2 separate regions of the Homo sapiens genome follow, and region 1 is linked to region 2. A link is a loop called in an ENCODE intact Hi-C map of the cell type or tissue named here. Cell type or tissue: A673. All regions are shown on one strand. Each heading gives the region's core, and the rest is flanking DNA. Links, peaks and the distances in the headings are about the cores only. Region 1 holds the start of EDDM3B (epididymal protein 3B). Region 2 has its middle 15 kb from the start of RNASE1.

Region 1 (16,002 bases), core at 5,203-13,202, 50 kb after region 2:
ATCTCTTGAACCTGGCAGGCGGAGGTTGCAGTGAGACAAGGTTGCGCCACTGCACTCCAGCCTGGGCAACAAGAGTGAAAGTCTGTCTCAAAAATAAAATAAAATAAAAAATAAAAGATTTTTGTTGGGGCTTCAAAAGGAAAATATGGAAGGTTCTAGTAAGCTTTCTGATGCTAATAGAAATGGGTAGATTGATTTCTTCCTGGCTGGAAGTTTCCCTGTATGGGGGTTTATGGAAGCTAATTTACACATCCCAGTGCTAAGGGGCTGTCTCGTTTCAAACAGGAAAATACCTTTGAAGGGGATCAATGGCAGCTGAATTTTCAAGAGGCTCTGGTTAAGTTTAAATAGTGTTTCTTTCTGCAGCTTCTGTCTGTTCAGACATTTTCAGTTTAAAATAATTTTCATGCCACTATCATCATAACAGATTTGTTACTTGATGCACAACAAATGGATATATTAAGAAAACAGGGATTGAAAAAGAGAGAGTTTAATTTTCATAGGGCAGCCAAATGAGTAGATGGGAGGTAACCTACAATTTGGTTTTGGGTTTGGGGATAGGGTTTTTAAGGAGTCTGGACAAGGGCCAAAATGTGAGCATTTCTGATTCATCAAGAAGTGAGAGGTGAAGTCATGGGACAGGGACATGAAGAAACTCAGCATTCATGTGCCAAGCCAGTTCCTTGGTAGGGGTCTTTAGACTGGTTAGCATTAGCTGTTGCACTGGAATTCAGGATCAGAAAAACACCTTAAGCAATTCTTAAGCAAAAAGATTTCATGATTCTAGTATTGGAGATTCTACCTATAGGAACAATCGGGGAGTAGGTGGTCAGCATGCTACTTGGGAAATTAGAAGCTACAGGGAAGTGGGTTGAAGTGTACCAGCATGCTATGATTAATGTGCAATTCTGCCTAGAGCCTGGCTTGCAACACTCCATAACTCTGCAAGGGCAGTTTTGCCATATTGGTGGGCTGTGAATCCCTTCAATCTGTCATTAGAAAATTGCAAATTAAAACAATGGGATAATACTACACACCTACATGAATGACTAAAATGCAGTGAAAACTGACATCATCAAAGCCAGTAAGGATGCAGAGCAGCAAAAATGCTAATTGACAGGACTTTCAACCTGGAGGCATATTTTGGGGTGACATATTCTTGTTTCCTATGAGACTTCAGTTAGGCTAGCTTGGATCTCATAACCATCGCTTGGCTCAGTAGAGGGGACTGCAGACCTTAGTGGACAGCCTCACCAATACTACACACAAAAGAGGAAGGGTAGATACCTAAGGAGAGTCAATATGCAGCTATCCAAATAAGGGGTGGACCACCGGGAAAGCCAGAGAAACAACACAAAGCTATTACTAATTGCCCTTAAATCTACTTTCCTCCTATACTATTTTGAACAACCATCTGCTAACCCTTTAATAAAAGCAAGTTTTAAAGAGTTACTTAAATGAGGTATTTGTGAGAATCTACTATAGGAGACCAGAATATGCCACCCCAAAATATGCTTCTTTATTATGAATATTATTTTGAACTGCTTATTTTGAGAAGCAGTATACACAAGACAAACTCTGAAAATAGAGTGCACGTTGCTGTTTTGTAAGGGACATTTGCGTTTATAAGGGAAATCTTCATTTGTAAGGATGTCTCCCTTTCTTCACCAGAAAGAGAAAGGTGACTCTAAATCAAAAGAAACCCTTATCAGCGGAGAAGGTACTGACTTAAATCTGCATGAGAAAGCTTTCCCTTGTTTACTGTACTTTTCCTGGTCATCCCCCTGTAAGTTGCTCCCCGACATGCTTCTTCCTTTGCTTTAGCGGAAGGCATTTAAGCCCAAGTTCTAGCCACCTCTTTGAGTTGCTTTCTGAATTTCTCTCATGTATGCATGAGATGCACATGTTACTAAACTTCTATTTTTCTCTTGTTAATCTGACTTTTGTTTCGGTGGCCCCAGCCAAGAACCAAAGGGGTAGAAGGAAAATTTTTTCCTTCCCTACATACATTTTGAAGAGCGTTTGTCAACTGAGAAAAACAAACAGTATTGTTTCTTCTCATATGTATATTGATCCTACATGCAGAGCTACTGGTTTAATACTAGTCTCTTCTGAGTTTGGTTGGTAGAGATTGTCATCCCCAGGTGTCTGCTCCTCCCCAGGTGCACTCAAAAATTGCAAAGCTGAGGAACTGCCTTATACGCTGGCTACTAGAGTTATAGGAAAGTGTGCAGTCACTTAATAAATAATGTTGACACTTTGGTTTTTCTTTAATTGTTTCAAGGCCAGAGTCATTCCACATTGTAGGAGTCTGAAGAACACAAGGTACTTTATTGTTTAGCATTTTCCCTGGCCCATACTGCTCCAGGGAGAATTGTATGAAGTAAACATTTCTTACTTTGCATCTCACTCCTGCAATTAGCAAACAGAATTTCTCGACCTGCTTGTGAACCCTATTTTTTTTTTTTTTTTTTGAGGCTGGCTGGAGTCAGTGGCACAATCCACTTAACCTGCTTGTGAACCAATTTTTTTTTTTTTTTTTGAGGCTGGCTGGAGTGCAGTGGCGCAATCTTAGCTCAATGCAACCTCCACCTCTGGGTTCAAGCGATTCCCCTGCCTCAGCCTCCTGAATAGTTGGGACTACAAGGGCGTGCCACCATACCTGGCTAATGTTTTTCTTTGTATGTTAGTAGAGATGGAGTTTCACCATGTTGGCCAGGATGGTCTCAATCTCCTGACCTCATGATCCACCTGCTTCAGCCTACCAAAGTGCTGGAATTACAGGCATGAGCCACCGCACCTGGCCTTCCCAACACTTTTTTATCCCATTTATTTCCTCTTTCCTACAACAAAATTTAAGTCTTAAGCTCCATTCTTGAGCAGTATTGCAGTTTAAAGTCTTCCAACCACTGTCCTGTCTCTACCACGTAAAAATGGTTATTTTCAGATAAAATTATTTGTGCTAATATATTCTATTTGAGGTGTTGTCCTTAGGAAATGTAATGCTTTAGTCCATGTAATATACATTGATCTTCTTGGAAACATTTTTCTTGTTTTTTGAGATAGAGTCTCACTTTGTTGCCAGGGCTGGAGCGCAGTGGCGTGATCTCAGCTCACTGTAACCTCTGCCTCCTTGGTTCAAGTGATTCTCATGCCTCAGCCTCCCAAGTAGCTGGAATTACGAGCATGGGCCACCACTCCTGGTTAATTTTCTTATTTTTAGTAGAGACAGGGTATCACCATGTTGGCCAGGCTGGTCTCGAACTCCTGACCTCAAGTGATCTGCCTGCCTCAACCTCCCAAAGTGCTGGAATTACAGGCATGAGCCACCTCACCTGGCCCTTAGAAACATTCTTTTTTTTTTTTTTTTTTGAGACGGAGTCTCGCACTGTCACCCAGGCTGGAGTGCAATGGCGTGATCTCGACTCACTGCAACCTCTGCCTTCCGGGTTCAAGCGAGTCTCCTGCCTAAGCCTCCTGAGTAGCTGGGATTACAGGCATACGCCACCACACCCAGCTAATTTTTTGTATTTTTAGTAGAGATGGGTTTTACTATGTTAGCTAGGCTGGTCTCGAACTCCTGACCTCGTGATCTGCCCACCTTGGCCTCCCAAAGTGCTGGGATTACAGGCATGAGCCATTGCGCCTGGCAGAAACATTCTTAATGAATTGAGTCCAGTAGGGACATCTATAGGTCTGTGGTTGATAAAAGAGGAGTTCCTTTTTTTTTAATCCTAGGCAGGTATAGCTTCCGTACAAATGTCAACAAAAAGAGTCAAACTCCATAAAATATTTAAAAAGGTTTACTATGAGCCAAATATGAGTGACCATGGCCCCAAGGCACAGTCTCAGGAGGACCTGAGAACATGTGCCAAAGGTGATTGGTTTACAGTTTGGTTGTATAGTTTTTAGGGAGATATATCAGTCAATACATGTGATGTATACATTAGTTCAGTCCAGAAAGGCAGGACAACTTGAAGCAACGGCTTACAGGAATTAGTTGAATTCAAAGATGTTCTGATTGGCAATTGTTTGAAATAGTTGTTATTATTGAAAAGACCTAGACTCAATAGATAAAGGATGTCTGGGTTAAAATAAAGGGTTGTAGAGACAAGGTTCTTATTATGTAGATGAAGTCTCACAGGTGGCTACCCTTAGGGACAATAGATGGCAAACGTTCCCTATTCAGACCTTTAAAAGGTGCTAGACTCTTAGTTAATCCTTCAGGATTGGGAGGGCCTAGAAGGGGAAAGATCTGGTTATGTTAATAGAGATTCCTTACGGATGCAACTCTTCCCCACAGAAGATGGCTTTGCAGGGCCATTTTTCAAAATAAGGCAAAAAATATTTTGGGATAAAATATTTTGATTTATTTGTCATTTGATGTTATGGCAGAGTTGGGTTGGAAGGTAAGCCACATTAAATTACTTATTTTCACAGTGGTGACGTGCTTTAGTTCCACTCAGATTTTGGGGTATTGGCAGAACTGACTGGGTATAAGACATGAATTGTACAGAGTTAAATAAAACCCACCTAATAATATTTTATGGTTTTCAGAGTGTGATGCTCCAACCCCCTTAGACAGGAATTTGGGCAAGAGAGAAAAAAAGGTCAGAATTCAGTCCTCACAGATGACAGCCTGCTGTATTTTTTGTTTGTTTATTTGTTTTTGTTTTTTGAGATGCCCTGGTTCTGTCACCCAGGCTGGAGTGCAGCAGCACGATCTCAACTTACTGTAGCCTCCACCTCCTGGGTTCAAGTGATTCTCTTGCCTCAACCTCCCGAGTAGCTGAGATTACAGATATGTGCCACCACACTCGGCTCATTTTTTGTATTTTTAGTAGAGACAAGGTTTCACCATGTTGGTCAGGCTGGTCTCAAATTCCTGACCTCAAATGGTGAACTCTTGACCTCAAACTCCTAACCACCCACCTCGGCATCTCAAAGTGCTGGGATTACAAATGTGAGCCAACATGCCCAGCATGTATTTTTATTTTATAAATCCCCATCTCTAGAGTTAGGGAGATCAAATGATTGATGAGCACTTGTTATGTTTGTTTATCAAAGTCAAAATGAAAGTACTAAGCCAAATAATGAGTTGAGAAAAGAAGCAATTTTCACTGAGCACCTACTATGAGCAAGAAACCATGCTACATGTTTTACACCCAGTGAGTTCTGCCAGTGCCCCAAAATCTGAATGGAACTAAAGCATGTCACCACTGTGAAAATAAGCAATCTAACGACCCAGTTGTTGGAACTCTAAATTATTTTTAACCTTAAAGAAATGTGATTTGGGGGCCTGAGTCACATGCCAGGCCACTGTAACCAAGGCAGCTGTAACCGTGGTTTCTATGTTTATAGATTAAACCTTCTTTCTTACCTGCATTGTTCGGTGAAATGTTGTAAATTACTGAAGGGTACAGGGGAAGACTCCTTCCCTCTCCACTGTTGATCTTCATGATAGAGTAACTTCCCTCTCCTCTTAGAAAGACTTCATCGCTATCACATTAAGATGGAATGTTAAATACACTCTTTTAAATTGGAAAGGAAATGAAAAACTATAAAGAAAAGAAAAGAAGACTTGGGGGACAAACTGTAACTAATTAATTTGTTGTAACTCTTAAACCAGCTGTTATAGAAATTGTTGTAATCCTGTTAAATTCTTTTGTCTTTTTCCTACATAAGCAAGAACTTAATTTTCAGCTTTGGAACACTGACTCCATTTCTGTGGAGTCTGTGTGTTACCGAATGGCCACTCCTAGCCTTTTGCTTGAATCAACTCTTTAAAACTGGATTCTGACACTTTTGATTATTTCAAATTGATGCTGCAATCAATGCCTACATCACAACTTGTCTTGAACTAAGCACACAATCATTCATACCCTCATCATATACACAAACATATTACATACATTAGATATGCACCCATAAAATACACCTTCAATCCCTTGCACAGCATCAATCACATGCATAGTCTAGATCACACACACCCATATCAATCACACTATACTCACTCTGTGCACATAACATATATGAATGTCACACACATTGCAGTCATATAATTTATTTAGGGAAGGGAAGATTGTTCAGCTTGGGTATGTATCAAGAGAGTCAATATCAGGAAAGTCTTGGGTTAATCAAGAACAGATGCCATATGAGCTGAATGTCGACAAAAGTATAAGAGTAAATTAGGTAAATGAAGACAAAAGTGTATTCCAGGCAGAGAAACAACACAGGCAAAGTTATGGTATCAAGAAATTATGCTATTCATAACTCTAAGTATTTGGAAAACATTGACAAATAAATGCAAGAGGGGAGTGGTAGGACTATTGATGGAGGCAGGGGCTGCTACTTAGAAAGCACTGAATACTCTACCAATACCTGAGGATGTGCATAGACTTTCTAGTTGCCGATAGGTTCTACCATCTTTAGGTCTTCTATGCTATCAACATACCCGTCCATGCTACAATGGAATTCAATGTAGTTGAAGCTCCTGCTCTCTGTGTAGCTATTTTTGGAATTCTCCTGGTGACACTTGAGTACTTTGAGAGGATTCTGGACCCATACATATGCATTTCGGAAGCGATCCATCCAGTTGTCACTAGTGCATATATGCTCGATTTTGTACCATGAGATATAGATAAACATGTGAGAGCTCTTGTCTTTCAGAGCTTCATTTTCTCTCATGAGGACATCACATTTGTACTCTCTGAATTCTCGACTTGGACTTAAGTAGTGCTGTTTCATGAATTCTCTCCAAGAAACTTCTTTGCTCTGTACAAGCAGTGTGCATAGGATGCAAAGTAGGGCCAAGAGTGTGCCCCAGATCTTTAGAGACGATGCCATCTCAGTCACCGGGGCCGCCTGCGTGTCCACAGAGAAGAGAAAGAAAAGCATTATCCAGACAATGCCCAGAGAGCTGAACTCCACCTTAAAATTCCTTCCCCACCAGGCAGGCACTTGGGTGCAATTTTACTATTTGGTTCCCCGATGAGAAGATGCTAATTCTCATTAGAGAATAGAGTTTCTAAGAACTAAAAACACGCTTCAGCCTGTGTAAGCGAAACACATAATTAGAAAAAATAGATGAAGTTCATTTTGAGAATTCCAACCATCTCCTCTCATCCCTCTCTTACACCCAACCTGAGGAGCCAATCACCCTCCAGCTGGCTCCTTTTTACCAGACCAACTCTCAGGAGATCATGTGTCCAAAAGAGAATGATATTTTAAGGTTTATGTCCTTGAAGTGGAAAGGGTTGTCAGATTTTAGGGAAATGTAGAAAATGAGTAACTACTTGGGAAGTGGTTCCTAGGTAGGAAGGCTTCGATTCGCTAAAATGACAGCCTAGCCTGCAATTACTTCTTGCCTGCTTCTCCAATTACTTAATGATGCTTCTCCAATCTTGACTTCCTTATAACACTTTCTCCAAAGCCTGAGTGGAACGTATGTTCATTACTAACTACCCATATTCCTTCTCAGGGGTCATTCCCCTAATTATCACTATTACAAATGATCTTGGTTTGTCAGAGCTGCTCCTTGAAAATGTCATCATAAAATAACTCCAGTTTTGAGGTTTTTATTTGTTTATTTATTTTTGAGACAGAGTCTCACTGTGTCACCCAGGCTGGAGTGCAGTGGCACAGTCTTGGCTCACTGCAACCTTCACCTCCAGGGTTCAATAGATTCTCTGTCTCAGCCTCCCACGTAGCTGAGATTATAGGTGCCTGCCACCACACACAGCTAATTTTTGTATTTTTTTTAGTAGAGACAATGTTTCGCCATGTTGGCCAGGCTAGTATCAAAATCCTGGCCTCAAGTAATCTACCCACCTCGGTTTCCCAAAGTGCTGGGATTCTCAGGCATGAGCCACTACACCCAACCAGAATTCCAGATTTGAAATATTCCTGTAATCAATCAAGCACCAAGACTAAAAGAGCCCCCACAGTGGCTTCTGTGGTGATAGCATGGAGTGTGGGGATCTTTTTGAAAGAGTCTACCGTTTAAACTAGTGCTCTGTCCTCATTTACCATGAGAAGTGTTCCCGCCCTTACTGAATCTCTAACCTGATTCACAACTCTGAGCATTGGTGTCCTCAGATGGACTTAATAATAGCTCCCTACAGACCTGCAAGTGTCTAATGAGACGCATGTATTTGAGAGCACTTCTAATGATGTCAAATGTCCACATCAGACACAGAACAAAGGGTCGGTACTTCCTATCTGTGGAACCCTGTCCTGATGATAAAGACCTACAGAGGATAGAAGAGCAGGATGTAAGCGGTTTTAATGCATTGTGTTTGAGAAGACTGGGGGTGAAGGAAGGGAGGGGCAGGGAAAGCCTGTATCAGTGGGACTGAGGCTGACCAGAATTCACACCTTTGTTTTCCATGATTTGGATCCTTCTCCATTGTTTGCTATCTAAAAGTTCAATCAGCCTCCTTTCAGTGCTCCTGGCTGTCCCCCAAACATCCTCAGCAGAGCCCTTCTTACCCTACTCAGACTCCAAGTTCAGGTCACTGGTTGTAGTTGGGATCAGTGTGTGGATCTGAAGAGCAGAGTCTGAGTCCTCCTTTCCTCAGGGCCCTGGAAATCTGCAGCAGTGGAGAAAGGAATAGCAGGGGGAGCTGCAAGGCTCCAGCTGATTGGTAGTGGAGGTGGTGATGGGGAATAGCCTTATTATGTGAACTTGTTCCTGTATCTTCTCATCTGGAACACTTGAGTTTATTCAGACAGTGGCCTCAAGCAAAGGCTACAAACATCAAAGGCTGACTCCAGGGCACAGAAGAAGTGCAAGACCCTAGAGTGAGGTGACCCCAGAAAGGGGTTATCTGGTGCTATCAGTAGACAACGAGAGACCTGGCTTCTGCACTCAATTTCTGACAAAGTTCTGGGAAGTCCCTGGAGGGTTATGCTATGTTACACAGAAACTTCTCTGAAGAAAGCCACTTATAACATTGTGAACTGTGGGACTTTCGTTGAGAGGTGAAAGAGTATCTAGTGAAACTGGTGGCCAGATAGTTATGATTAGGTAGCCAGTATCTGAAGTTTTACTAGGCAGTTTGTTATTGTCGATGAAACGAGTCAGCTGGGTGTGGTGGCTCACGCCTGTAATCCCAGCACTTTGGGAGGCCAAGGCGGGAGGATCACCTGAGGTCAGGAGTTCAAGACCTACCTGGCCGAGGTGGTGAAACCCCATCTCTACTAAAAATACAAAAATTAGCTGGGCGTGGTGGTGGGCACCTGTAATCCCAGCTACTTGGGAGGCCGAGGCAGGTGAATCGCTTGAACCTGGGAGGCAGAGGTTGCAGTGAGCCGAGATCACGCCATTGCACTCCAGCCTGGGCAACAGGAGCAAAACACCATTTCAAAACAAAAGAAAAGAAAAAAAAAAGAGTCAAACTCTGTAAAATATTTGAAGAGATTTATTCTGAGCCAAATATGAGTGACCATGGCCTATGACACAGCTCTCAGGAGGTCCTGAGGACATGTGCCCAAGGTGGTTGGAGCACAGCTGGTTTTATACATTTTAGAGAGGCATGAAACATCAATCAAATACATTTAAGAAATACATTGGTTTGGTCCAGCAAGGCGGGACAACTCAAAGCTGATGGGGAGTGGAGGGCCTCCAGGCCATAGGTGTATTTAAACATTTTCTGGTTGACAACTAGTTTTGTCTAAAGACCTGAGATTGATAGAAAGGGAATATTCAGGTTAAAATAAAGATGGTAGAGACCAATTCTTTCGAAGTCTTATAGTGGCTGCCCTTAGAGACAATAGATGACAAATGTTTCCCTTTCAGATCTTAATTAATATCTTTAGGATTGGAAGGTCTGGAAGAAAAATATTTAGCTATGTTAATAGAGATTCTTTACAGATGCAAATTTTCCCCCACAAAGAACAGCTTTGCAGGGCAATTTCAAAATGTGGCAAAGAAACATGTTTTGGGGCAAAATACTTTTTCTTGTTTGTCTGGTAATGTTATGCCAGAGTCAGGTTGGAAAGTAAAACATGATATACAGGGTTAAATAAAACTCATCTGATGAGAATTGATGATTTGTAGGGCATGACTCCCCAGACCCCTTAGATAGGAATTTGGGCAAGATAAAAAAAATCAGAGTTTAGTCCTCATTAACAATAACCTTTGCTGACGCTGTAGTCCTTACTGCCTTAGTAAAATGTCAGGTAGCCTAGCCATAGTTTCCACAATGTTCCTATATATCACATCTGACTCTGAAGTATGCATCACAAGGTGTTGACCTAATTGTTTTTCAGGAACTCAAGACTCAGCCCTAAACTCAGCTCACTCTGGTCAAGACCACCAGCCCTTAAACTGAGTTTGTGTGAGCATCCCATGGGTGACCTTTCCATATCACATCTGGAATTTCCAGCACGTTTCATACCAACTCCCCCTAAATTGGTATATGCAACGAATATTGTTTCAGTAACAGTAACCAAAGGTTTCACTTATGGATAATGTAAGATACTTGAATGTATTTTCTTTTTCTATTTATTTATTTACTTTGGAGACAGAATCTCCCTCTGTCACCCAGGCTGGAGTGCAGTGGAGCAATCTTGGCTCACTGCAACCTCCATTTCCCAGGCTCAAGTGAATCTCCTGCCTCAGCCTCCCAAGCAGCTGGGACTACAGGTGGGCACCCCCACACCCTGGTAGTTTTTTGTATTTTTGGTGGAGGCGAGGTTTCATCATGTTGGCCAGGCTGGTCTCGAACTCCTGACCTTAAGTGATCCGCCCGTTTCGGCCTCACAAAGTGCTGAGATTACAGACGTGAGCCATTGTACCTGGTCTTGAATGTATTTTCTATCAACATCCGCAAGGCCACTCCTACCTGAGCCACCTTGGTTGAGTTTGTCACTGGACCACCTAGCTATTAGAATGTCAGAATATTCCGTTTATATCCAGAACTTTTCTTCATACTTCAGCTCCTGTCAAGCAATCATTGAATAATAGGGAATCATGTGCTGATAGACTCTGTGGGGCACGGGAGAGATATTGTTCCTATGGAACTGAACTGGGGTCTGATCGTCCAGCACAGTAAGATCAAATATCCACACCAAGGTCTGCGGCAGGAGAAAGGAGGGAGTTTATTTGCAAAGCAGCAAGCAAGGAGAACCTTGTGGCTCACACTGAAGACCTGACCTCTCTGATGACTTCAGGTAAGGGTTTTTAAAGGCGGGAAAAGGCCGGGTTCGGTGGCTGACGCCTGTAATCCCAGCACTTTGGGAGGCCGAGGCAGGCGGATCACGAGGTCAGGAGATCGAGACCATCCCGGCTAATACAGTGAAACCCCGTCTCTACTAAAAATACAAAAAAATTAGCCAGGCGTGGTGGCGGGCGCCTGCAGTCCCAGCTACTGGGGAGGCTGAGGCAGGAGAATGGCGTGAACCTGGGGGGTGGAGCTTCCAGTGAGCCGAGATTGCGCCACTGCACTCCAGCCTGGGCGACAAAGCGAAACTCCGTCTCAAAAAAATAAATAAATAATTAAATAAAGGCGGGAATAAATTTCAGGAAAGCAAAAGTTACAGGCAAAATAGTAAATTAAAATGTGGAGATTACACATTAGTTTGGCTGAATAAGGCAAGGTATTGAAGCAGGGGCTCACAGGTCATAGGTAGAGTCAAAGATCATCTGATTTGCAATTGGTTAAGGAGATGAAAGTTTGTTTAAGAATGGGGGTCAGCAGAACAGAATGTTAGCTTTGGATCATGGGTGTGACTTTCTCCAGGCCACTCGAAATAATTTAGATGAACGGTGGTGAGAGTTTAGTCCTCAGTTTCCCCCTTATCTGAGGTCTATGTGCCAGCAGATCTGTTTGTTGGGGGTCTGAGTTTCTGAAGAACTCAGGGATGTATGTTAAGATGCTATTTTTAGTTTCTATAGGGAACCAAACATCCCCTGATTCTAACTTCCCTGGTTATTGTTTTAAGCTAGCATTACCTTCTTGCTTATCTAGTTCCTCTTTTTTCTTTTCAAGGCTAGCTAAGAAATTGAAGATTTTCCTTTATTTCCATGCTGGGTTGGGGAGGGTGCCCTGCTCACCTCTAAGATAGATCCCTGCTCTGTCTTATTGCCTCAGAGCAGGTTCTATGCATCCTCCTACTCTCTAGGTCTTTTGATGATAGAGAAGAGATAAAGGAAACAATTCTGGGCATCTGGATTTGGATGACTTGAGAGGCGATTCTGAGGGAAAATCAGTCGTTTGTCATGTGCCCACACATCCAGAGCTCTTTCCAACAAGTGTGCATTATCTATTGAAGACTTAAATTCAAGTAGTGACTCAAGGAATGTAGAGAGAGGTGGGAGAGAGAAGCTACCTGAGCCAATGTTCGAAGAAGCAAGCTAAGAAAGAGCTCTAGAGCTTTTCAAGGCATCATATCTGATGATATATTCTAGTACATCAGTGAGTAATTTTGAGAATTTTTAGAAGTAATGCATTTGAAAGTAGTTTTAAAACAATAAAATGTAACCAAATGCAGGCTTGGCTGCTTGCAAAACCAATAACAAGGACAAGATGCAGTGAAAAGAAAGAAGCTTTATTCCAGAGCTAGCACTGGAGAAGTGGCCATGGCTTGTGCCTTAAAGGAACCATTTCAAACTTTAGCCTGGGGAGAGGGGCTTACAAAGGGAACTTGCAGTGGGTGGCATGCAAGGAGTGGTGCTGGGTACAGGTCCGTGCGTCTCGTTCTGGTGGCTATCTTGAGTCATGGTCCACCTGGAGCATGGGCTGGCATCATCCCCACAATGGCCGGGTTGTTGACTAACTGCTTTGAGGTAATCTCTGGAATTTTGCAGCTGGGTTTCCATGCCTGTAATCTGTCTCAAAATTAGTCCCTAGAACTTCTAAGTAAGCACATATTTAGATACAAGCCTACAGTCAGATAAATGTATGTGACGTAAGGGAGTGTACGGTGGGAAATGGCGGGGGAACAAAGACTCTTGGTATGTTTCAAAGCTATATATTAAGACTGAGGAGGGGAAAAAATTTCTGCAGTTTGCTTCAAGGTTATATCTTGAGACTAAAAAAAAGAGAGAAAAAAAGAAAAAAGTTTTAAAATGCATTTTCTTTCTTTCTTTTTTTTCTTTTTCTTTTTTTTTTTTTTGAGGCGAGTTTTTGCTCTGTTGCCCAGGTTAGAGTGCAGTGGCACGATCTTGGCTCACTACAACCTCCACCTCCTGGATTCAAGTGATTCTCCTGCCTCAGCCTCCCAAGTAGCTGGGATTACAGGTGCCCTGCCACCACGCCCGGCTAATTTTTGTATTTTTAGTAGAGATGAGGTTTCACATGTTGGTCAAGCGGGCCTTGAACTCTTGACCTCAGGTGATCCACCTGCGTAGGCCTCCCAGAGTGCAAGGATTACAGGCCTGAGCACCGTGCCTGGCCTGAAATGCATTTTTGAAGTTCAGTTACTTGGTTACAGCTCCCTACTGTCAAATCCCATCCATTTCTATGGGAAGTGGTCAATGCAGGCGATCTGGCTACTTCCTGCTGAAAAGAGGCATAATTAGGAGGTAATGGGATGGAATCTGCTTACCTGGAGTTGGAAATATTCTTGAATTCCCAGATTGACAGTGGGAACTTGCTGGAGCATTTTGGTGTGGGGAACTAAGAGCTGCTGAGAAGTCTGTCTTGCATCCCCATACAGACAGCACAATAGCAATAAAATCCATAGCAGCTGAAGAAGACACTGAGTAGAATGCCAATTAAGCGATGTATAAGTCTTCCATGCACTAGGGAGTTGACTAAAGCGTGCCATCACAAGGCCTTAGGATGAGGCATCTATGGTGGAAATATTTAAGGCCTTCATAGCTAGGGTTACACTGTGGGAATAATCTGATACACACACACACACACACACATACACGCAAGACTCAGTCTTAGTTAATGCACATGTGCCACCTTGGGCTGCAGGCAGGATATCTAAGGCCATACAGTTCTTTAAGGCTGTCTAATCTGTGAGGTTTCTTCAGGGAGAAAGGTGATGGCAGAGTGAGTGTTATTAAAGGCAGCAGCCATATGCTTAGCTACGGCCTCTACTTGTAATTTTACATCTATGGCCGCCTCCTGGGGGGTAAAACCACAAGGGTGTCCATTTCTGATGACAATATCTGGCTTTTATGCTTTCCCAATTGGCAGGGAGAGGATCCAGATGGGACAGGATATGTCCCGGTAAGGGTGCCCCCAGTTGCATCTCCTGGTTCCATTATAAGGTAAGTAATGCAACCATGAGTGCCGCAGGCCCATAGCCAACCCCACGTGGAGGGATGGGCCCCAGTATGAAGATGGGCATTATTCTGCTATCCTAGCCACATACCATCAGTTAGCTGGAGAGATTGGCTACATTGTTGAGGATGTAACCATCCCATATGGTGGGCTATGGTGTGCTTGACCCATTACTTGTATTTGTACTGCGGTCAGACATCCCATGCCATCACATACAGCATATCCCAAGGTGGGGGTACTGTTAATCTATTAATAGAATAGGCAAATAAGGTGTCTCTGAGTTTCCTGGTAGGAGGGGAACCCACTGTGGGAGGTGCTATGATCATAGAAGGGGAATGGGTATGAACTCCTATACCAGGTATATAAATGACTCCAATTGCTCAGGTTGGCGGCTTGTAAGCACCATGGCAAGCATGCAGTGCAGGAAAGGAGTAGTTCCCACAGACCCAGCAGTCTGTTTTATTTTGAAGAGAAGCCACCGTTTGTAATGCGCTAGGTCAGCGAGAGCCTCTCTCCCATAGCGTGTCCCTTCGTGCAGATGCTTAAAATTGGGTAAACTAAGGCCTCAGGGAGTAAGATCATCCTGTAACCATTCGTTTCCCAGAGAGAATTAGAATCTGTTTTATCAAACTCCAGGCCCTGGTGCATTTTTTATGTTGTTCAGTGTAATGAGGTTTGAAGTCTGATAAGTTCAAATGGGATATTAAGGCCTCCAGTGTTTTTGCTTCCCAAGCAGCCTGTTTTGCAGTCTTATTGGCTGCCTGATGGCCTTTGGTTGTTTGCAAATTTTTTTTTTAGACAGAGTTTTGCTCTTGTCGCCCAGGCTGGAGTTCAATGGTTCGATCTTGGCTCACTGCAACCTCTGCCTCCCAGGTTCAAGTGATTCTCCTGCCTCAGCCTCCTGAGTAGTTGGGATTACAGGCACCCGCCACCATGCCTGGATAATTTTTTTGGTATTTTTTAGTAGAGATGGGGTTTCACCATGTTAGCCAGGCTCATCTCGAATTCCTGACCTCAGGTGATCCACCCACCTCAGTCTTCCAAAATACTGGGATTACAGGCATGAGCCACCTGCGCCTGACCTGTTGTTTGCAAATTATCTTTCTTGTGTCCGGGGCAGTGCATAACGGAGGTGTGGGCAGGCAAGGCAACTGCTTCTAATAAGGCCAGAATTTCCACTGGGTGCTTAATGTCCTTGTCTCCTGATGTCAAGAGGCCTCTTTCTTCCCAGATGGCTCCATGAGCATGTCCTTTCATGAAAGCGTAGCTGGAATCAGTGTAAATGTTTTCTTGCTTCCCCTGGGACAGTTTAAAGCTCTGGTAAGAGCAATTAACTCAGCCCTTTGTGTGGAGATAAGGGCATGGGCTTGTATTACCCTGTTGGTGGTCACCATGACATACCCAGCTCTGTGTTGTCTATCTTCCATGAAACTGCTCCCCTAGGTTACAGTTCTCAATCTGGGGCATCCAATGGCTGGTCTGACAGGTCCTGCCTGCTGGAATAGACTGCATGAACAATTTCTAAAATGTAATACTCTAACCTGGAATCAGATTCAGTAGCTGGGAGCAGTGAGGAAGAGTTTAGAGCCTGGAGGTTTGCAAGGTGATATCTGAGTCATCCAAGAGGATGGCTTGGTATTTCCCCATTCACCCCACAGTGAGCCAGTAAACTCCCTTTTGTTCTAGCAAAGTCAACACCTGATGGGGCACAAAGAGAGTGACCTGCTGTCCCAGGGTAAACTTTTCTGCTTTCTGTAGGACT
Region 2 (16,002 bases), core at 4,713-12,712:
ATATATCTGGTTATAAAGGTTTAAGCAAGTTCTGAAACATTAATTGTAAAGGAAATTCTGTGTGTAAGCATATTGGCTAAAGTTAAAGGGGTATAATCTAGTTTTTCTGTGAACTGGACATTAATATAAAAGCACAACAGGTTTTTCTTAAAGCACTAACCTGCTCTTTAACCAAAATTATAGAAGGTTAAAAAGAGTCTATAAAAATCTTACATTACGGTCAGACATTAAGAATTAGATAAATATGTCTACAAGATTTTATTAAAATTAAGTTTAACATTAATAACACACTAATATAAAGGTGAAATTTAGCTTACGTGGTATAAAAGTCATACAGGAAGCATTGTCAAATATAAAATGGTATTTGGCTTTCTTTGGTCTAAAAACTAATAAAAATAGGTGCTAAAGGAAATTTCTCAGTAAGAAGGCACCAAGGACTCTAAAGTCCACTGCTGATGTTCCCACATTTAAAACAAAAGATCGATTTCTTAGAAATTTTATACTTGGTTTATCTTCCACTTTCCTTGCCCTCAAAACTAAAAGTCTTTTAGCACAGGTACCACCCCTAGAATTTCCGGTAAACCAGCACCAGCCTGAGGATCACGTTCTCATCAAAGGGTGGAAAGAAGGAAAACTCGAGCCAGCCTGGGAAGGACCCTACCTTGTGCTGCTAACCACCGAGACTGCTGTTCATACAGCGGAAAGGGGATGGACTCATCACACCCTAGTCAAGAAAGCACCACCCCCTCCAGAGTCGTGGGCCATAGTCCCAGAGGAAAACCCTACCAAACTAAAGCTAAGAAAAATTTAACTCTCTTTCATCTATTCTATTACTCTTTCTTCTTTCCTCACTCTATTGCTGACCATCTAGTTATTAACATAACCAAGTCAATTTCGCCTCAAGCTATTGCATTAGATGCTTGCCTTGTTATACCCTGTGGGGATTGGCCAAGTCAAAGACAGCTCTGTACTTCAGAAAAGTACCTCTGTCCCTCCTGACTCTCCTCAGACTGGGCATTAGTGAACTGGGACCATTTAATCTGGGGAGATTTTGATAAAGACCCCAATGTCAACCAGGAGTCTTGCCCCCCGATGTAGAGCTTTTATGCCGTAGTTGGTCCAACGTTCTGTGGACCACTAAAGAGCAAGGATAGACTGTCCCAACTGGTTTTTGTAATTTCCTAAAACCATACATTCGTTTTACTAGAGGGACAGCCCTGCCACCCAACTGTCAGGTAAACCAGTGCCATCCTCTACAGGTTATTATCTCAAACCCTCAAAGTTCTTCCACTTTTCTAAGCTGGTTCCCTTCTTTAAGTCAGTTTTATGGTATGGGGGCTGAGGTTTCAGGGACAGACCCTACTGGATTCTTTGCAATGTGTTTCTTTGATCCCCCACCACCTGCACCTTCCTCTAAGCCTTCTTCCAAACCCTCTCACAGTGGAACAATTGCTCCTCCTCCATCTAATGACAAGACCAAGATAGCTATCATAGAAGTTAAAGACTTAAAACAAACTGGCAATTAAGACGGGATACCAAGATGCAAATGCCTGGTTGGAATGGATCAAATATTCCATCTGCACGTTAAACAAAAGCAATTGTTATGCTTGTGTGCACGGCAGGCCAGAGGCCCAGATTGTCCCCTTTCCACTAGGGTGGTCCTCCAGTCAACCAGGCATGGGCTGCATGGTAGCTCTTTTCCAGGATTCTACAGCCTGGAGTAACAAGTCATGCCATGCTCTCTCTCTCTGCTATATCCTGAAGTCTGGCACCCTGTGGGTCAGCCCCCGAGGGCCATCCCCTCGGGGATGTTGGGAGTGTTTCATCTCCCAACACTAAGTTCACTTAGTGTCTCTCATGACAGGGAGGAAACTTAGCGTTCCTTGGAGACCTGAAGGGATGCAGTGAGTTTAAGACTTTCCAAGAGCTTACAAATCAGTCAGCCTTTGTTCATCCCTTAGCGGATGTGTGGTGGTATTGTGGACCTTTACCGGAAGCTCTGCCAAATAACTGGAGTGGCACTTGTGCTTTAGTACAATTGGCTATCCTTTTCACCCTGGCATTTCATCAATCGGAGGAAGGAAAAATAAGACATTGTAAAGCAAGAGAAGCCACTTACGGGTCTTTCGACTCACATCTATTTAAATGCAATTGGAATCCCATGGGGAATACCAGATCAATTTAAAACCTGAAATCAAAGAGCTGCAGGATTTGAGTCAATATTTTGGTGGGGGACAATTAATAAAAATGTAGATTGGATAAACTACATCTACTACAACCAACAGCAATTTATTAACTACACTAGAGTTGCTGTTAAAGGAATAGCTGAGCAATTAGAGGCTACTAGCCAGATGGCTTGGGAAAATAGGATAGCCTTAGACATATTAGCAGAATGAAGAGGAATTTGCATCATGATTAAAACTCAATGTTGTACCTTCATCCCAAACAACACCGCCCCTGATGGAAGTACAACAAAGGCATTGCAAGGTCTGACTGCTGTGTCCAATGAGTTAGCCAACAACTCAGGGGTAAATGACCCCTTTATAGGAGGGCTAGAAAAGTGGTTCAGTAAATGGAAAAGGATAATAGCCTCAATTCTTACTTCCCTCACAGCCGTAATGGGTGTACTTATTCTTGTCGGGTGCTGTGTCACACCATGCATCCATGGGTTGGTGCAGAGGCTCATAAAAATGGCACTCACTAAAACCTCCCTTAACTATCCTCCACCTTATCCAGAGAAGCTTCTTCCTTTGGAAAATCAAGCAAAACAACTAAGCCGAGACATGTTAAAGAATTTTGAAGAGAAAAAACTGTAAGGAAATATAAGAGGAGGGGTTGTTAGATATGAGTTCTAAATTTCTCTTCAAAGAATCAGTATGTCAGTATGTTCGTATGTTCAATTCTTTGCCTTCTACTTTTAACTTCCTCGTAAAGCAACCTTTTTCGATTACCTGCTCCACCCTGACTCATTCCAATTACCTGCTCCACCCTGACTCATTCCGATTACTTCCTCTGCCATAACCATTTTCCCCACCAAACCACTCACCCTGTCACTCTCTTTAAATTAGCCAGTCGGAATTAGTTTAGCCTGTGCGTTCTAACCCTAGCCAATAGAGGAACGACACAGCAGCAGGGGCCACATGCGTCAGGGATAAGAACCCCTTTCCCTCCCTTGTCCAAGTGTGTGCTCACCATTGCTCCATCTGTAAGGGTGCACCCTTCTATAGAAGTACATTGCCTTGCTGAGAATTAAAAAGAACATTTTATATTCGAGTGCTATTTCTTTTGTGGCACCAAAACTTTATTTATAACTAGGGGTTTCACCATGTTGGCCAGGCTGGTCTCAAACTCCTGACCTCAAGTGTTCTGCCCGCCTTGGCCTCCCAAAGTGCCGGGATTACACACGTAAGCCACTGTACCTGGCTGGCATTGGTAGTTTTTAAGAGCTTCCAAAAAGATTTATCGAAAAGTCTCATCAAGTTATAAGTAGCAGAGCTGGGGAAAAAACACACTTTTTTTCCCTGACCTTTTATATTACCTGAGCTATATTTATTACACCACTTCTCTGTTTTTGAAAATTCACCTTTCTACAGTAGCAGTCATTAATTGTTGCCTTTTTATTGGAGAGCTAGGCTTCTCATTTATTCTTTTTCAGATGATATTGTACACATCATGACACCTTTCTGAAACCACCTTTGCAAAATTATGACCGAGACAGTGAAACAGATCTAACCTAACTAACTCTATCTTGCTTTTAAGCTTTAAGCTGTCCTTGTTCATTCCCGGGGTAGGCTGAACTAACTTTGGGAGAAACTTGCTTTATGGTTTGTAGTTTAAAACAAAGACAATAACAACCCTTTCCTAAAGCAGACCTCCTTCTTGCCTGGGGACTAGATTCACTTTGTAGGACTAACATTAGCCACAATATTAGAAATTATGGTTTAGGAGTCATGCAGCTGGAGGCTACAAGATTCTGACCCTCCCTAAACTCCTCCTAAGATCAGTGCTTGAGATATTTTGCTGACCCTGCACTTGATGGATCAGCTGGCACCACCCAGATTGATAAACTGGCTCATCTGATCTTGTGTCCCCCACCCAGGAACTGACTCAGTGCAAGAGGACAGCTTCAGTTCCCTATGGTCTTGTTTCCTAACTGACCAGTCAGCACTCCTGGCTCACTGGCTTCCCCCCACCCACCAAGTTGTCAGTAAAAACTCTGCTTCCCTGAATGCTTGGGGAGACTGATTTGAGTAATAATAAAACTCCGGTCTCCCACACAGCCGGCTCTGTGTGAATTACTCTTCCTCCATTGCAATTCCCCTGTCTTGATAAACTGGCTCTGTCTAGGCTGTGGGCAAGGTGAAACCACTGGGTAGTTACATTCCTCCTTCATGAAAAACACATTCCATTTCTTCCACAACCACCTTTTGATTCTGCACCATGTCTAATATTTTTTGTATAGTATTTTCTTTGTTTCTAGTCAGTTAATCTTCTGTGACTCCGTAGCCTTCTACAATGAGACATTAATTTACTTGACATGTATTAATTGGAGACCAACTGTATACATGGCACATGATCAGGAGATATGTGTGAATAAAACACCCTTTCTGTTCTTGAAAACAGTGTAATTTGGGAGACTGAGAAGAAAGAATTCCCACTGAATGTGAGACATGGTATAATAAAGTGTGAAATGCTGTGGAATCACAGATAAAAGAGCAGGCAAGGGCACGCTATTGTTTGACACAGAAGAAAAAATGGTCTCTTGCTCTCCTATTAGAAGTGAAATACCTTTTTTTTTTTTGAGACAGAGTCTTGCTCTTGTTGCCCAGGCTGGAGTGCAACAGCACGATCTCAGCTCACTGCAACCTCCACCTCCCTGTTTCAAGCGATTCTCCTGCCTCAGCCTCCCTGGACCTGGGATTACAGGCTCCCGCCACCATGCCTGGCTAATTTTTGTATTTTTAGTAGAGACGGGGTTTTGCCATATTGGCCGGGCTGGTCTCAAACTCCTGACCTCGTGATCTGCCCGCCTCGGCCTCTCAAAGTGCTGGTATTACAGGCGTGAGCCACCTCGCTGAAATACCACTTTTATAGAAGGCAATTGACATTATCTAAAGCCTTATCAAAAGTCCATGTTCTCTAAACACATCTAGGAATATATGCCAAGGAAGTAATTGGGCAAGGTGTAGTGGATGCGGTGGTGCATGTCCCAGTTCCCCCACTTCAGGAACACGGCACTCATTCCCTCCACTGACTAGTGATGGTGATGAACAGCTAGCTCTCAGCTGAGTCTCTTTCTCTCTGGGAATAGCCCTTTGTGTTGACAGAGGAGAAAAGAAAAAACCCAGTCAGGCAGGCAGTTAGGGTGGGTCCTTGGTTTAATCCTTTCAAACAAAACAACAGCCTGCAGGCACAGATACAGGAATTTGCATAGGGGCTTGCCTAAGACACGCCCACAAACATGAGAAGGGCGACCCAGGTGACTTGCTTAGACATGCCTGCAATGGAAAATTCCGTCCCCTGACACACGTGCAATAAGGGGCCCGCACGCACATTAGGAAGACACGGTGGGGCTACGACACATTCACCCCTTATGCAAAGGAGACTCCCAGCCCTCATGGGTTTTCTATAAAAGCCTTTGCATTCAACTGTAGAAACAACAGTCCTCTTCCAGGTCCCCTCTCTGCAGCGGAGAGCTTTCTTCTTTCGCTTATTAAACTTTCACTCCAACCTCACCCTTGGTGTCCAGGATCCTTAACTTTCTTGGTCATGAGACAAAGAACTTAGGATGATGCCTTGGGCAGCGAGAGACTACTACATTGTGGTGCATTGGCAAGAGTGTAACAGTGGCAGAGAACCATCCTGCTAAAAGTGAAGCCTCCTCCCCAAGGGCAGTCAACATCTAATAAATGGTAACGGGATATAAAGGCTTGGTCCCTTTACCTTAATTCAGAACAACTCTGAAGGTCAATCTAGCTCTAAAGAAAGCTAGAATACCTGTGGGATTGGCCAAGGCCTTTGTTGTGACTGCATCAAAATCCTACCTCTTCTGCCCGATAATGCTTCCTTCACTCCCTCTGCAGATATTGCCCCAAGATTGCTGTGCAGTAAACTTTTTTTTTTTTTTTTTTTTTTTTTGAGACGGAGTCTCGCTCTGTCGCCTAGGCTGGAGTGCAGTGGAGCGATCTCGGCTCACTGCAAGCTCCACCTCTCGGGTTCACGCCATTCTCCCTCCTGTCTCAGCCTCCTGAGTAGCTGGGACTACAGCCACCCGCCACCACGCCCGGCTAATTTTTTTGTATTTTTAGTAGAGATGGGGTTTCACCGTGTTAGCCAGGATGGTCTCCATCTCCTGACCTGGTGATCCGCCCGCCTCAGCCTCCCAAAGTGCTGGGATCACCGGCATGAGCCACCGCGCCCGGCCTGCAGTAAACATCTTAAATGCACATCTTAATCTCAGTGTTTATTTTTGTAGAGAATCTGCCCTATGACACAAGAGTATAAATGCAGACATAGAAGAGTTTTTATTGAAGGCAGTGTACATGTAACAAGTTGTAAATCTTATAAATGTCCCCAAATACAGAATTTGTTTAATGAATTATGATATATCCATAACATGAAATACTATAGAGCCATTTAGAGTAATATAGATATATGTTGACTTGGAATATATAGGATGGAATTTTTTGTGTGTGTGTGTGACAAGGTCTTACTCTCTCGCCCAGGCTGGAATGCAGTGGTTTGATCATGGCTCACTGCAGCTTCACCCTTTTGGGTTCCAGCCATCCTCCCACCTCAGCCTCCTGAGTAGTTGGGACCACTAATTTAATTTTTTTTTTTTTTTAAGTAGAGACAAGGTCTCACTATACTGCGCAGGCAGGTCTTGAGTAGCTGGGACCACAGGTGTGAGCCACCATGCCCGGCTAATTTTTTAAATTTTTAGTAGGGACGAGGTCTCCCTCTATTGGCCAGGCTGGTCTCGAACTCCTGGGCTCCAGCAATCCACTTGCTTCCGTCTCCCAAAATGTTGGGATTACCGGCGTGAGCCACCAAGCCCAGCCTAGGATATGTTTTTAAATAAACTTAAAAAAATTGAAATATACACACAGAAAAAACATAATTACATAGCTCAATAAGTTAGCTCAAAGCAAACAGATCTGTGTTCACCACTATCCAGGTTAAGAAATTACATATTACTAGGACCCCAGATGCATTTGAAGAGAAAAAGCAGAATCTGAAGCAGTGTTACAGTACTTCATATTTTATAAAATCTTACACATAGACAAAAGTGTGGAGAATTACACCCTAAAATGTTAATAATGTTGTAGGTGATGAAAATACAAGTAGTATATTTCTATTAATTTAGCAGGAATTAAAAAAGATACAAAAGATACAAAATTATCTTTTTCAATATTCCATATCTAGGTCACTTGGTAACTTAGAGAAATATATACTGCAACTTCCTAATGAATATTTATTAACTGCTGACTTGTTCCCAAAATTCATTAATTAGCACCCTCTAATTCTGTATTGTAAGCTCCATTACTGGATTTATCTGTAATTTTGGGGTCTCTGTTAATACTATATTCCTGAAGCTTTCTATTTAACTCAGTGAATTGATGATGGAACCACAGACAGACCAAAGTTGCTTTTTCCTACTATAGAAATCAACATAGAATGAATTTATACATTAAATTACAGCACTTACTCTTCATGCTGCCTTAGCTTTACAATAAAAGCTTTAAATTCCTGTAAGTGTGAATACACTGTGGCATTTAGTTTCTTCATAGAAAGATAAAACTTTGTGAATTGTATTTAGTGTGAACATACACAAAATCCATACTGGGGTAAAAATCCATTTTTTTGCTGGTCTTTCACAGGAATTTAGGAGTATGGGGGAAGGGGTATAGGTGAGAACTTTGTCTCTTTCTGTGTATCTGTGTTTCTGCACTAAGGTGTGGGGTTTGTTTTTTCAGTTAGACCAAAGGCAATTGATGAATACACTCACAAAAGTAACTCTGGCTCTGTGAGAAGCATAAAAGTCTTAAGAAACTAGATTTCCTATTAAGATCCAACCTTTCTTCCTTAGAGATATTGAGGGGAAGATCTTTAGAAGGAGATAACATTAAAAAACAGACGGGCCAGGCGTGGTGGCTTACTCCTGTAATCCCACCCAGCACTTTGGGAGGCCAAGACAGGCAGATCACCTGAGGTCAGGAGTTGAAAACCAGCCTGGCCAACATGGTGAAACCCTGTCTCTACCAAAAATACAAAAATTAGCTGGGTGTGATGGCAGGCACTTGTAATCCCAGTTACTTGGGAGGCTGAGGCAGGAGAATCTCTTGAACCTGGGAGGCAGAGGTTGCAGTGAGCTGAGATTGTGGCACTGCACTTCAGCCTGGGCGACAGAGTGAGACTCCGTCTCAAAAGAAAAACAATAACAACAACAAAAAACAAACAAAACTCAATGTTTTAACTGGGAGCCATCTTAGAGATTGTTGTTCTTTACTCTTTAGGGGATAATACTAAGACACAGGGAGGTCACAAGACTTGACCTCAGTCACCAAGTGACCTACTGGCAAAGGCATCAAGACCCAGCTTGTGGAGGGGGCTGGGTTATGTGTGGGGCTTGTAGAAAACAAATCCCACACCTTAGTGCAGAAACACAGATACCCACACTTTTCCTCACATGTGTATGTGCTAAGTAGGATACCCGCTTCTGCTCACATAAAACAACCAGAGCTCTGCTGAGGTCTGCTTTTTAGCATCTGTATGAGAGATATAAATAGGTAAAAGAAAAAGAAAAATAGGAAGTAGAGTTGAGTTTGGGGCAGAACCAGAATGGCAGAGAGAGGTTGAAGATTGGCCCTTCTCCATTTTTTGGGATCTTTCTCTCTCGTCTCTCTCTCCTTCTCTCTCTCTCTCTGTCTCTCTGGGTGTCTCTCTCTGTCTCTCTTTCTGGCTATCTCTCTGTCTGTCTCTCTCTGTCTCTTTCTCTCTCTCTCCTGCAAGGAGCTGCTCTCCTCTCTCCTTTCTTCCGTTTGGACCTCTGTGAGGTGTGTGTGTGTGTGTGTGTGTGTGTTTCTGTCTCTCTCTCTCTCTCTCTCTCTCTCTCTCTCTCTCTCTTGCAAGAAGCTGCTCTCCTCTGTCCTTTCCTCTGTTTGGACCTCTTTCTCTGTGTGTGTGTGTGTCTGTCTGTCTTTCTGTCTCTATCTCTCTGTGTCTCGCTCTTTTTCTCTCTCTCTCAAAAAAAAAAAAAAAAAAAAAAAAAGATTGGCTGTTCTGGAGAAGTGACAACTGTCAGGCCTCTAAGCCCAAGCTAAACCATCATATGCCCTGTGACCTGCACGTATACATCCAGATGGCCTGAAACAACTGAAGATCCACAAAAGAAGTGAAAATAGCCTTAACTGATGACATTCCACCATTGTGATTTGTTTCTGCCCCACCCTAACTGATAGATGTACTTTGTAATCTCCCCCACCCTTAAGAAGGTATTCTTTTCAAGGTCCTGTTTCACTTGCCTCCATAGCCATTGTGGATATTGACGGCCAGGCTGCTAAACCTCTTAAAACTCCCCAACTCTGGTGCCAACTTGGACAACATTCTTTTATGCACTCCTTTTAAGTTATCCCCACCTGCCCACCTCCCTTATTATGTCGAGACTTTTTAACTAAATTATCTGCTTCCCTGACTATTCCTGGGCTACAGCCACACCTCATTGCCACCCTTTTCCCCAGTTCAAAGCCTCCTTCGCATCCTTCCCCTTGTATCTCTCCACCTTAATCCACAAGTATGGGATACCTCTACTCCCTCCTTGGCAACCGATCATGCACCCCTTGTCATCCCATTAAAACCTAATCACCCTTACCCTGCTCAACACCAGTATCCCATCCCACAGCAGGCTTTAAAAGGATTAAAGCCTGTTATCAGTTGCTTGTTACAGCATGGCCTTTTATACAGGTTAGTTCAGGATTTGCACCTTATCAACCAAATTGTCTTGCCTATCCACCCCGTGGTGCCAAACCCATATACTCTCCTACCCTCAATACCTCCCAGCCTCACAGGCCCATTCTATTCTGTCGTTGTTTCATAACCCCTTCCATGTAGGTTACAAGCCACTAGCCCGCCTCTTAGAACCTCTCATTTCCTTTCCATTGTGGAAATCTATCCTCAAGGAAATCACTTCTCAGTGTTCCATCTTCTATTCTACTACTCCTCAGGGATTATTCAGGCCCCCTCCCTTCCCTACACACCAAGCTCGGGGATTTGCCCCTGCCCAGGACTGGCAAATTGACTTTACTCACATGCCCCGAGTCAGGAAACTAGAAAACCTCTTGGTCTGGGTAGACACTTTCACTGGATGGGTAGAGACCTTTCCCACAGGGTCTGAGAAGGCCACCGCAGTCATTTCTTCCCTTCTGTCAGACACAATTCCTCGGTTTGGCCTTCCCACCTCTATACAGTCCGATAACGGACCAGCCTTTATTAGTCAAATCACCCAAGCAGTTTCTCAGGCTCTTGGTATTCAGTGGAAACTTCATAACCCTTACCATCCTCAATCTTCAGGAAAGGTAGAACGGACTAATGGTCTTTTCAAAACACACCTCGCCAAGCTCAGCCTCCAACTTAGCAAAAAGGACTCTGTCAAAAATAGAGCCCAAAAATTCACCAACCAAACAAGTAATTACACTGAACCTCCTTGGACACTCTCTAATTGGACGTCCTGGGTCCTCCCAATTCTTAGTCCTTTAATACCTGTTTTTCTCCTTCTCTTATTCAGACCTTGTGTCTTTTGTTTGGTTTCTCAATTCATACAAAACCGCAACCAGGCCATCACCAATAATTCTATACAACAAATGCTCCTTCTAACAACCCCACAATATCACCCCTTACCCCAAAATCTTTCTTCAGTTAAATCTCTCCCGCTGTAGGTTCCCACACCACCCCTAGTTCCGCTCGACGCAGCCCTGAGAAACATCGCCCATTATCTCTCCATACCACCCCCCAAAATTTTTGCCGCCCCAACACTTCACCACTAGTTTGTTTTGTTTTTCTTATTAATATAAGAAGACAGGAATGTCAGGCCTCTGAGCCCAAGCTAAGCCATCATACCCCCGTGACCTACAGGTATACATCCAGGTGGCCTGAAGCAACTGAAGATCCACAAAAGAAGTGAAAATAGCCTTAACTGATGGCATTCCACCATTGTGATTTGTCTCTGCCCCACCCTGACTGATCAATGTACTTTGTAACCTCCCCACCCTTAAGAAGGTTCTTTGTAATCTCCCCACCCTTGAGAATGTACTTCGTGAGATCCACTCCCTGCCCTCAAAACATCGCTCCTAACTCCACCGCCTATCCCAAAACCTGTAAGAACCGATGATAATCCCATCACCCTTTGCTGACTCCTTTTTCAGACTCAGCCCACCTGCACCCAGGTGAAATAAACAGCCTTGTTGCTCACATAAAGCCTGTTGGTGGACTCCCTTCATACAGACGTGTGTGACACGAACCATGTTCAGTGGGCAGGAATTCAGCCAGATTGGATTGGAGTGATGGAAGCAGGTCAGACAATGGGTCAGAAGGCTGAATTTAGTGACAGATAACAGGCTCCATTTAAGCAAATGTGAGTCTTGTTCTCTAAATGAGATAACACTGGCCTCTCTTCACCTTGATAGACCTGATAGGCTCCCCCATCCATGTGCTTTGTCCCTTGGCAATATGTCCTCCTATGGGAAAAGAGGTACTGTCATGCCATTGTGAGAGTCCTCAAGATTAACAGAAGGAGGAGGCAGGAGATGGCAGATGTGAAAGGAAACATTGCTTTCTTTTTCTTTTTTTTTCTTTTTTTTTTTTTTTGAGATAGAGTCTCACTCTATCACCTAGGCTGGAGTGCAGTGGCATGATCTCAGATCACTGCAACCTCCACCCCCTGGGTTCAAGCAATTCTCCTGCCTCGGCCTCCCTAGAGGCTGGGATTACAGACATGTGCTCCCACGCCCGGCTTATTTTGGTATTTTTAGTAGAGACAGGGTTTCGCCATGTTGGCCAGGCTGGTCTCTAACTCCTGACCTCAAGTGATCTGCCCACCTGGGCCTCCCAAAGTGCTAGGATTACAGGCATGCACCACTGCGCCCAGCCAGAAACATTTCTAAGCAATGATTTTCCTCCAGACCTTGCTTCCTTGATGAAGCCAGCATGTGAGACCTCTTCAAAGAGAGGGAGGCTACTGCTTGGAGCAGGTGTCCTCCTAGAGGCCTCGTCCCCCTAAGAAGGCTTCCCTTCCTCCAGTGTCGCATTGGAATCAACAAATGCCCCCATGGACTGAAGAGCGGGAGGCCTGACCTGCTCACCCACACTCCAGCTGCGCCAGTGAAGGGCCCCTAATGAGACCTCAGTAGGAGTCCCCAATCCTCCAACTCCTCAGAAGGGGTCAGCAGCAAAGCCATCTGTTTTCTCCCACCACAATTCCCAGCAGGAAGAGATGTGGGGGGACTCTAGGGGAAATCCAGACCTAAAAGAAGAGATCAGTTTCACCATAAGTTCAGCCCTTTGAGTGCACATCCTGGAGGCAGTCTCCCCACTTGAAGCATACTTGCCAGCATGGTATAGTGAGAATGCTGCCACAGAGTGGGGAAGCCAGGGACCGAGGATGCTTTCCACCTCTGCTGCCAAGGTGCTGTCTGACCTTGGTCTGCCCCGGCTCTCAGTCTCCTCCAATGGGCGGAAGTTACTTTCCATTGCTTGGGTCTTTTTGTTCCTTGAGTTCAAAGGTAAATGTCCATATTTTCTTTCACGTGGGAGTCCTGGTCAAAAGTTCATACTTTGACGACCTCAGCAATAAGCTCTTAGAGGGGCTGGGGCAGGTGGGCTGTCCCTTAGGGAAGGGATGAGAGGCACTGGTGCCTGATCTAGAGGTGAATGGTGGTGTTGGGTTGAGTCAGGGATAGGAAAAGTTCTCAGAAAATGGATGAAGTCAAGAGACCACTGAACAACCCAGGCTGAAAGGGAATCAGGTCTTCTGTAATCAGGAACCAGAGATAACGAAGTCTCTATCTTTCTATAGACACCCTGGCAACATTTGATTTCCATTTTAAAAGACCAGGGCTGGTCTGTGGGGTGGGAAGGGACCTATGGAGAGTGAGGAAAACTGGTAGTGTCAGGAGGCTGGGATGGTGGCACCAGAGGAGGTGGAGGCCCCCTGTGTGTTCTGGAGACCAGATTGTTGACTGCACCTGGTGTGCTCACAGGCCAGTCAGAGCCACTGTCTGGGAAAGTAGAACCTGTGCTTGGTGGGCCTCAGCCAAGGGCTCAGGCATCAGAACCTCTTTCTCTCCCAGTTCATACTGTGGGGTGGGGGTGGGGTGGGATTGGGGGTGGGAGTGGAAGCCTAATGGACAGAGAGGTGGAGAGTCTTATAAAAGGGGAATAAACACAGGAATGATAGCCAGCACAGCCACGGTTGCCTTTTCCCCTTCAGTAATTGGTTTGTCACATGAGGCAAAACGTTGCAATGTGGACGGGAGACAGAAATTAGGAAAAACTTGCATAATGTTTCACTGGGGAGGGGGTTTCTCAGTTGAGGCCCATAAATGCTTAGTTTTGGATTGGGCTTGAGGGGCTATACTGTCTCCTAAGAGACTCTTTAGCCCATAGGATCATAAAATCTCCCAAGCTCCTGCAGTTCAAATTGACCTTTGCTCCAGTCAGGAAAACTGTGTAGATTGGGACGGGGGCAGATGTGTTTCCTGAGAGAACATGGGAGGGGTGGGCCTTCCCACAGCCTGTCTCTGAGGAGGTTCCTTGGGGCCCTGAGCCCTTGGGTGTGGTGTAGCTCTAACCGTCTAGGGCTGCCTTTGGCTTTAGGAGGATTTCAGGGATTCATTTCCAGGCACTCTGTGAAAAGGGCAAAAATGTACTTCCCTTCATATCCTCACCGAAGCCTGGCAGCAGGCCAGTCACTGGTGCGGTTTCCTGACATGACTGTGGTCTGGGGAGACCACCTTGAACTCTGAAGTTTGTCCTCCCTTCAAAAATTCAAACTTGGGACCTGGATAGCCCAGTCATGCTCAGTGACAGAGAAGTTGGCATTTTGGGAAAAGTACTAAGAAATCTGATGTCTTCACTGCAGAGTCACTTTCTAAGGAGGAGACTCAGGCTCCCAAGAACATGAGGTAGGCCAGTTGCACTCATACCTTCTGGAGCCCACCAGACTCCAGCTCCTTGTTTCTCACCTTCCTGCAATTGGATGTTTCCCCCTCACACCATTCCTTCGCACTCAGGCTTATCACAAGTTTCTGCAAAGAGATTTTGGGGAGCCAGCAGATGCTCTCCCGAAGAAAATGATTCAGCTATATCCACCCTCACTGAGTGAAGTCCTTTTAAATAGGAGCTACATTTTTTTTTTTTTTTGAGACAGTGTCGCTCTGTCACCCAGGCTGGAGTGTAGTGGTGTGATTTCGGCTCACTGCAACTTCTGCCTCCCCAGTTCAAGCGATTCTCCTGCCTCAGCCTCCTGAGTTGCTGGGATTACAGGCATGCACCACTATGCCTGGCTAATTTTTGTATTTTTGGTAGAGACGGGGGTTTCACCATGTTGGCCAGGCTGGTCTTGAACTCCTGACCTCATGATCTGCCCACCTCAGCCTCCCAAAGTGCTGGGATTACAGGCGTGAGCCACCGTGCCTGGCCCTGACTGGGTTCTAAATGATTCTGGATTCTTAAGAATAAAAGACAGACAGACAGACAGTCTCTGTATAGATGTGTGGAAGAAGCCAGACAGGGAAGGAGCTCAGGAAGGAGAGGCTGAGAACTGAAGACGAAGCACAGCTTTTCTGAAGCTGCATTCCTGCCCCTCACATACCTTCAAACGCCCTCAGACTCAGACATACTTCCTCAGACATGGCTGAGAATGAACTCTTAAATGTATCTGTCCCAAATTCTTTAATGTCTGAGGCCACTGAGAGACAGAAGAGAGAAAGAGTCCCCAGACGGAGGGAACTTAAGATGGAGGTCTCTGACTCTGCCACTTCCACTGTAGCCTCTTGCCCAGTTCTGCTCCTTGATCCATCATAGGTCAGCATTAGCCAGTAAGTGGCCTAAGCGCACACGATTCAGGGAAGAGGACTCTGCAGGCCAGAAATGAGCTTCCTACAAAAGAGGAAGAGTTGGTTGGGTGTGATGGCTCACACCTGTAATCCCAGCACTTTGGGAGGCCAAGGCGGGCGGATCGCTTGAGGTCGGGAGTTCAAGACGAGCTGGGCCAACATGGCGAAACCCCATCTCTACTAAAAAGAAAACCCCACAAAAATTAGCCAGGCATGGTGGCAGGTGCCTGTAATCTCAGCTACTCAGGAGGCTGAGGCAGGAGAATTGCTTGAACCCGGGAGGCAGACGTTTCAGTGAGCTGAGATGGGCAACAGCTGTCTCAAAAATAAAAAATAAAAAAATAAAAAATAAAGGGAATGAGTTGAGGGATGTCATCTTGGCTGTTATCCTACTTTATCTTCATGGGCATCTGGGTTGTAGGCAATGGGTGAGAGGCGTGGGACAGCACGGGCTTCGGATCTTTTTTAGCTGGTTCTTGCATTCTTTCCCCTCACTTCCTTCAACTTTCAAACACCACTCCGCTCCCTTTGTCTGCCCCCACTGTTCCGTCTTTTCCTGTTCTAATTTTCCTTTGCCTTCTCACTTTCTGGGGTTCAAAAGGAATCCCGGAATATCATCTATTGTATGTGTGTGTGCATATTGTATGTACGTGCATGCAGGGTGTGTGTGTGCTCGTACATGTGTATTTGGGGGGCTGTGCTGAGCTTTTGTAGCCAGCCTAATGATAGGACATCCTTCAGATTATCTGAGCTTTTCTTGTAAAAACGTCCTTACCCTGTACATACCCACTTCCTTATTCTTCTAAAGAGCTTGTGGAAATGAGCACAGCCACCCAAATGAGAATAAGCAAAGGCTGTTTATTCAGAGTTGGCCACAGATGGCAGGTAACCA

Evidence for each region. A loop is a pair of places that touch in the nucleus more often than their neighbours do. Peaks named below come from ENCODE experiments on the same cell type or tissue, not always from the same donor. Only the 100,000 strongest peaks of a DNase experiment are listed, where the experiment ranks them.
Region 1: a loop joins it to region 2, with 3 times the contacts of the local background. A loop is called at or near these places in 11 of 110 quality-filtered maps.

What each region holds. Positions count from the first base shown.
Region 1 is chr14:20,760,995-20,776,996 of GRCh38, reverse strand. It overlaps EDDM3B (epididymal protein 3B), which reads right to left and starts at 8,593. Exons shown (of 2, transcript NM_022360.5): 1 at 8,491-8,593; 2 at 6,049-6,864. The coding sequence starts at 6,846. The coding sequence ends at 6,403. It overlaps LOC107984671 (a long non-coding RNA gene), which reads left to right. Exons shown (of 3, transcript XR_001750624.2): 2 at 14,154-14,227. RefSeq lists enhancers at 1,459-2,062, 3,780-4,542, 8,606-8,885. In A673, for the core only: no CTCF peak of the experiment used is centred there; no DNase peak of the experiment used is centred there; H3K27me3 peaks cover 492 bases.
Region 2 is chr14:20,810,027-20,826,028 of GRCh38, reverse strand. No RefSeq gene overlaps it. Among named protein-coding and RNA genes, the nearest start is that of RNASE1, 15 kb to the right of the region's middle. RefSeq lists enhancers at 4,005-4,299, 5,245-5,539, 11,760-12,260 and a cis regulatory region at 5,110-5,693. In A673, for the core only: no CTCF peak of the experiment used is centred there; no DNase peak of the experiment used is centred there.